2 separate regions of the Homo sapiens genome follow, and region 2 is linked to region 1. A link is a loop called in an ENCODE intact Hi-C map of the cell type or tissue named here. Cell type or tissue: psoas muscle. All regions are shown on one strand. Links, peaks and the distances in the headings refer to the core of each region. The heading gives the core; the rest is flanking DNA.

Region 1 (2,900 bases), core at 220-2,719:
ACTCAGAAAAGTGCCAAAGAATGTGTGTGTGTGTGTGTGTGTGTGTGTGTGTGTGTGTGTGTGAGAGAGAGAGAGAGAGTGAGAGAGAAAGAGCAGGGGTACGGGGGGCAATGACTACTACCACAATAAGCCCACCCCTACATTTAAGGATGTTAGTCTTCTAAGCACTTGACCTATATCATCTCATTTAATTCTCACAATCACCTATTGAGGAAATTACTGTAATTCCCATTTTACGGATGAGAAAACAGTTTCCGGAAAGTGAAGTGACTTACCCCCAGAGTTACCCAGCTCATAAGGGCTTTGGAGCTGGGATTTATCCAGTTCTACATGACCTGAATACTGTGTTTTCTCCAGCACATGCTGAGCCGACTGCCCCCAATAGAACTGTCTTTTTTTTGCCCATGAAGAAAAGGAGGCTCAGAGAAGTGACTTACCCAAAGTCACACAAGGAGAAAATAGCAGGGTCACGATCAGAATCCAGTTCATCTGTCTCCAAAGCAAATGTTCCCACTATACCAAATCAAGGTCTCCTTCCCTAAGCCCTGCCAACGACCCCTCACACGCAGGAGCAGGGCAGACTAGCTCACAGTCTGGCCTCTGAGGTCCTCTCTCCCTCCTCTCGGCCTCAGCTGACTTACTGGCAGAGTGGGGTCCTGGGAGAGCTGCTGCGGACGTTCCTGTCAAGCAGTGAATCACTAAGGGCAAGCCTCGTTCTGGAGACATGTGCATCCCACGGGGGAATTAGACCTTAACCCAAAGGAATGTGGCTGTGATGGCGGAATTTCAGGCAGCTCGGCGTGGGGGTGGGGGCCCCTCACATCTTACCACCCATGAAGAAGGCTGGGTTCAGAGCCCCTTGGAGAGCGGTGGGTGCCCCCTACCCCACTACGAGAAATGGGCAGGCCATCTAGTGCTGTGGGATGGGCAGCCCCACGCCTGGCTGGGATCGGAGCGTTGCAGGAAACCTGAATTCAAATTCCGGTTTGCCCTTGCCTAGCTGTGTGTTCCTGGGCAAGTCACGGTCTTCAGGCCATTGTTTTCCCAGCTGTCAAATGGGAAGGCCGGCCTCACCCCTTTGCGGGAAAGATCCGCCAAGACAGGAGCGCTGGGGAACTCCCAGGGACCGAGGGAGGGTCAGCCCCGGCTCCACGCGCGCAGTGGGGATGGCGGGAGGGGAGTGTTTGGGGGGCGTCCCTTGGGACCAGCCCCCGCCTTGCGCTCGCTAGAGGCGCGCGACAGTGCGCCCCCCGAGGGCCGGCCAGCCTCGCCTGCCCGGCGGCTCCTACCTGGCTCAGCGCGGCCGCAGCTCCTCTCCCGGGCAGTCTCGGCACATTTTGCGCAAACCCGCCCCCGGGTCCCACCCCGCGCCAGACCCCGGGGTCACGGCCCGAGGAGGAGCAGGCCGCTCAGCTGCCCCACCGGAGCCCCCGCGCTCCGGCTGCAATTTAAATACCTCTCCCGCCGGCCCGCCCCGCCACGCCCCCCTCTGGCGAGGCCGTGGGGTCCTAGCGCCTGGCCCCGTGCCTCGGTTTATCCGGAGCCGGCGGGGGCGGAGTGGGGTGGGGCGGCGAAGCATCTTCACCACCCTGGGACCTCGGCCGGGAAGGGGCGGGGGCCCAGTGTGGGGGGATGAGAGGGCGGGAGGGAGAGGGGTTGCAGAGGAAGCGCCGTGGGAGCGAGGCCCATCCCAGCGGCCGCCGCACGTGCAGTTCGCGGCCCCGCGGGGTCCGGAGGGGGGCGCGGTGGCTCTAGGAGCCGCAGGTCCACAGAGGAAATCCGGCCTGGCCCCGATTTCCCAGCTGCTGGCGCCGCCGCACTTAACGCGGGGGCAAACAGGCGAGGTGACGGCGGGGCTGAATGCGGAAGGAAATGACCCTTCGCTGGCCCTGGGGCGGCCGCGGAGGGGGTTCCCCGCACCAAGCCGTCCACTCTGGTGGGTCCTGGCAGGTCACTTTTCCTCTCCGGATTGTGCTCTAGTGTCTGGACCCGTACTCCTCCATCATCTGCGGGACCCTTCAACAGCCTGTGAAACGGCACCATCAAAGTCCTGTTTTCGGATGGAGAAGCTGAGGCTAGGGGTGGGGGCAGTGTGTACACATGAAAACCAATTGTCTGAGACTAGTAAGGTCCCTATTTATAGCTGGGGAACCTGAGGCTCAGAAAAGGTTAAATGGCGTGTCCAAAGTCAACACAGCTAATAAGAATCAGTGATTTGAGCCCAATCTGTTCATAAAGCTAAGTCTGATTCAGTTTGGGCATTATCTTGCCCGAATTTTTAAAGTACTGTGCAAATATGGGGTGGCGGTATTGTCATTTAGATTGGAGGTTGAAGCAGATCTTTCCCAAAGCCACCTCTCTTCTAGATGCCTTGACCCTACCAAATCACAGGTACCCTGCCTTGCTGCCTGTGGACTCTAGTATGCGGGTCCCTAGAAGAGAGGGGCCCTGGCTGTCCTCCAGGTCCTGGTTCCAAGTGTAGAAGGGGCCTCTTCCACAGTGTTTCTCTTCCCTGATCGTCACCAGCCCTGAGAGTGGGGCAGGGTGCCCCATTTTACATGCATGAAAGTGACCACCCAGGGCCTTGTGGCAAATCAGGGTAAGGCTGGGCTCAGAAGCGGGATTCCCTGAAGTCTCTACAGTTACTGCCTTTTCTTACCCCTGTTCAGTCCACTGTGGAGATGGATCTGGGGAGATGGGGTCAACCCAGAGAGGACAAGCCATGATAGCAGGTGCCATAGGGGCCTGACCTAGTCTTAGAAGAGGAAATCAGGGAAGGCTTCCCTAAGGAGGAGGCCTGAGCTGCAGTGAGGGGATGGGCAGGAGGTGCAGGTAAGGAATCTCTCAGCAGGGCCTGCGAAGGGTATCCAAACCTCTTTCCCTTCCCTCCCAGCCACCCA
Region 2 (2,900 bases), core at 222-2,721, 72 kb before region 1:
TGAGTACAGCCAGGGTTGGGAAGTCACTCCCGTGAGCACGGTGGCCTCGCTGGCTGGAACTTGTTGCTCAGCCACCTCTTAAATGCCGATCCCCACCTCCACCTCCCCATTCCATCCTCCATCCAGAGCCCTCAGCTCTTCAGGCATTCATCATTTATGCACCTTTGAGGCAGGCAATGCTCCAAGCACAGGGCCCAGCAGAGAAACAAACAAACAAACAAACAAGCAAGCAAGCAAACAACAGACACCATTCCTCCACGTGGGGAACAAACAATAAGGAAGGTGAGTGACAGGTTAATAGTATGTTCCATGGTATACGTTCCACAGGGAAACTGAGGCACAGAGGGGGATAGGGAGTGTGGAATGGTGGACTTTTAAACAGGGCGGTTTGGGAAGGCTCACTGGGAAGGCACCCTCCTGGTCACTGCCCCTTCCCACACTGTAGCCCACTCCATGGAGGCCTCCCAGGCCCTCCCTGCCCAGGCTCTCTACCCAGTATCTCCCCCAGGACTTAAACTGCCCAACCCCAACTCAGCCTCCCCCATGTGCTCCCCACAACACATCCCAGCAAATGCCACCACCATCCATCTGCTTAGTATTCAAACCAGAAACCTGGATGCAAATTAGACCTCCCCAACTCTTGCCCTCACTCCATCTGGCCCTGGGAACTAGAGGTGCTCCCTTCATGAGTGCGGGAGACGCAAGCTTGGTTCCCCCTCCGGTCGGGCAGAGCACCCCAGTGGCAGGGGAGCGGGGACGGCTGTTTCCATAACTGGACCCAGTGGCCATGTCTAATCCCCTGTACAGACTCTGTCCTCTGCCTTCAGAGCCCATGGTCAGGCCCTGAGCCCTGCAAACCCACCTCCTCCTCTGTACCCACCAAATGCTGTGCCCCTCCCAGGGGCCTTCCTTGCCTTGACCAGTGAGAGCCAGTGGATGCCATGGACCAAGGCCCAGCAGCAGTCAGGGAACCCAGTCCCACCCCTTTCTGGACCTTCGTGTCCTCATCTGTAGAATGGGCAAAATTCCTGCCAGGCTGACCCTCAGGAAATCTTGGCTGAGTCAGTGGATGTGAACGGTGCTGCTCTGGGTGGTGTGGACACGTGGACCAGCTGGGGTGAGGGGCAGCCAGGGTGGGAAGCTGTGTGGGTTAATGTGGACCAGCCAGAGGCAGCACCTGTGACCCATGCACATGCGTGTGTCCATGGGAATGGGGAGGGGGAAAAGCCACGTTCTAGGTGGGCTCACCTGGCACCACCCACACCAGTCTGTGACAGGGCAAGATGAAGGAGAAAGAGGCTGCTGCTACCCACCTGCCTGCCTGCCCACTTCCTCCCTGACTCCTGCATGAAGAAAGGTGGCTGAGGGACTCCCCTAAATGTGCCAACCCTCACTGGGCAAGCCTGGGGCTGGGAAGACGTGTGAGGTCAGCAGTCCTGGGGTGGGGGGCCTTCCTTTGCTCCTCTGTGCCCCTGGGGTAGGGTGGGCTGCAGCATCATCTCAGTGCTGGGGGGTGACTAGCTCCCATCCTGCTAGGAGACTTTGTGCCAGCCACCCGGCTCCTCTGAGTTGACTCCCTCATCTACCTAACAGGGGTGATCATGCTGCCTTGGGTGGTGTTGAGAAGACTAAATGATACATGACACTTGGTCCCAGGACCCTCTTGTGACCTCTGGGTCCTGGCACCACTCACTGAGGTTTGCCCCTTGGCTCCTTCAGCATCCTCAAGTCACCCCTAGAGGTCTCTCTAACTGTGCGCTCCAGCTTAGTAGCCACCAGCCGCACGCGGCTACTGGGCATCTGAAATGTGGCTGGTCTGAAACGAGCTGTGCTGTGGGTGGAAAAGACACACCAGGTTTCAACAATACAAAAAAAAAAAAATGAAATACAACATTCATAATTTTTAATACTGATTACATGTTGAAAGGATAATATTTTGATATATTAAGTTAAATATATTATTAAAATTAAGTTCACTTGTTTCTTTTTACTTTCTTAATGTAGCTACTGGAGAAATGTCATTACATCCGAGTCTCACATTCTGTTTTATTGGATGGCCCTGCTCCAGAACCTTGGAAAGGCCACTTCCAGGGCATCTTCCTGGTGGCTCCCAGGAAAAGCAGCCCCTGGGATTTCCAGCAGCTGCTGAAGAATGTCTGCTCCCCTGGTGGCCCCAGGCTGCAGAACACACTCGCTGTGGCCTCACCCGCTCCCCACCCTTTCCCGCACATCCCATAGCCTCCCAGGAAGCTTAGACTCAGCTAAGGGACCCTCCCTGCTGCCCCCACCATGAGGGTAGCCAACAAAGCCTGCGGCCCCCTCCCCCAGCTGCTAAGAACCTCATAGCTGTATGGGAATTACCCTGGCGTCACTTTCTCCTTCCCAGCAGACCCCAGGGATGTGGCTTCCTTGCCCCAGGCCCTGAGTCACCCGCAAGGAATCCCCTCTCCTCTGGAGAGGGTTCTGCGGGCAGGAGGCAGCCTCTGTGGTCCTGAGGAGCATGGCTTCAGGAGTCAGAGAGACCTGGAGGTGAGTCCGGGCGCTGCCTCGTGCTCACCGTGTGGCTGGGGTAAGCCCCTCCTGTCTGCACCTCAACTTCCTCACTTATGAAATGGGCGTAATCACCGCGCCCACCTCATAGAGCTGTAGGGATGTCATCGAGGCATGGCGCTCTGCACAGCTCTTGGTTTGTAGTAAACAGCAGTTGTTAAAGGACCTGAAAGAGTTAGGGATGTGGCCTTTGACCTCAGGCTCACTAGGCCAGCCACAGAGAGGAGGCAGGTGCCAAGGTGGTGGGCCAGGGAAGGGTGGGGAGCAAGTGAGGCAGGAAGGAGGCAGGGGGATGGTAGCTCCCTTTCAGGCCTCAGGCTCTATGTAGCCCAACAGATAGCCCGGCTGGC

The links. Hi-C counts contacts between places; a loop is a spot of excess contacts. Peaks named below come from ENCODE experiments on the same cell type or tissue, not always from the same donor. Only the 100,000 strongest peaks of a DNase experiment are listed, where the experiment ranks them.
Region 2: a loop joins it to region 1, with 3.0 times the contacts of the local background. A loop is called at or near these places in 30 of 110 quality-filtered maps.

What each region holds. Positions count from the first base shown.
Region 1 is chr11:76,669,325-76,672,224 of GRCh38, forward strand. It overlaps LRRC32 (leucine rich repeat containing 32), which reads right to left and starts at 1,423. Exons shown (of 3, transcript NM_001128922.2): 1 at 1,290-1,423. RefSeq lists silencers at 1,178-1,307, 1,368-1,567. In psoas muscle, for the core only: no CTCF peak of the experiment used is centred there; DNase peaks (open chromatin) are centred at 677, 1,517 and 1,647; H3K4me3 peaks cover 2,052 bases; H3K27ac peaks cover 2,500 bases; H3K27me3 peaks cover 1,605 bases.
Region 2 is chr11:76,596,966-76,599,865 of GRCh38, forward strand. No RefSeq gene overlaps it. Among named protein-coding and RNA genes, the nearest start is that of LINC02757, 32 kb to the right of the region's middle. RefSeq lists an enhancer at 362-1,013 and a silencer at 1,644-1,723. In psoas muscle, for the core only: a CTCF peak has its summit at 1,737; no DNase peak of the experiment used is centred there.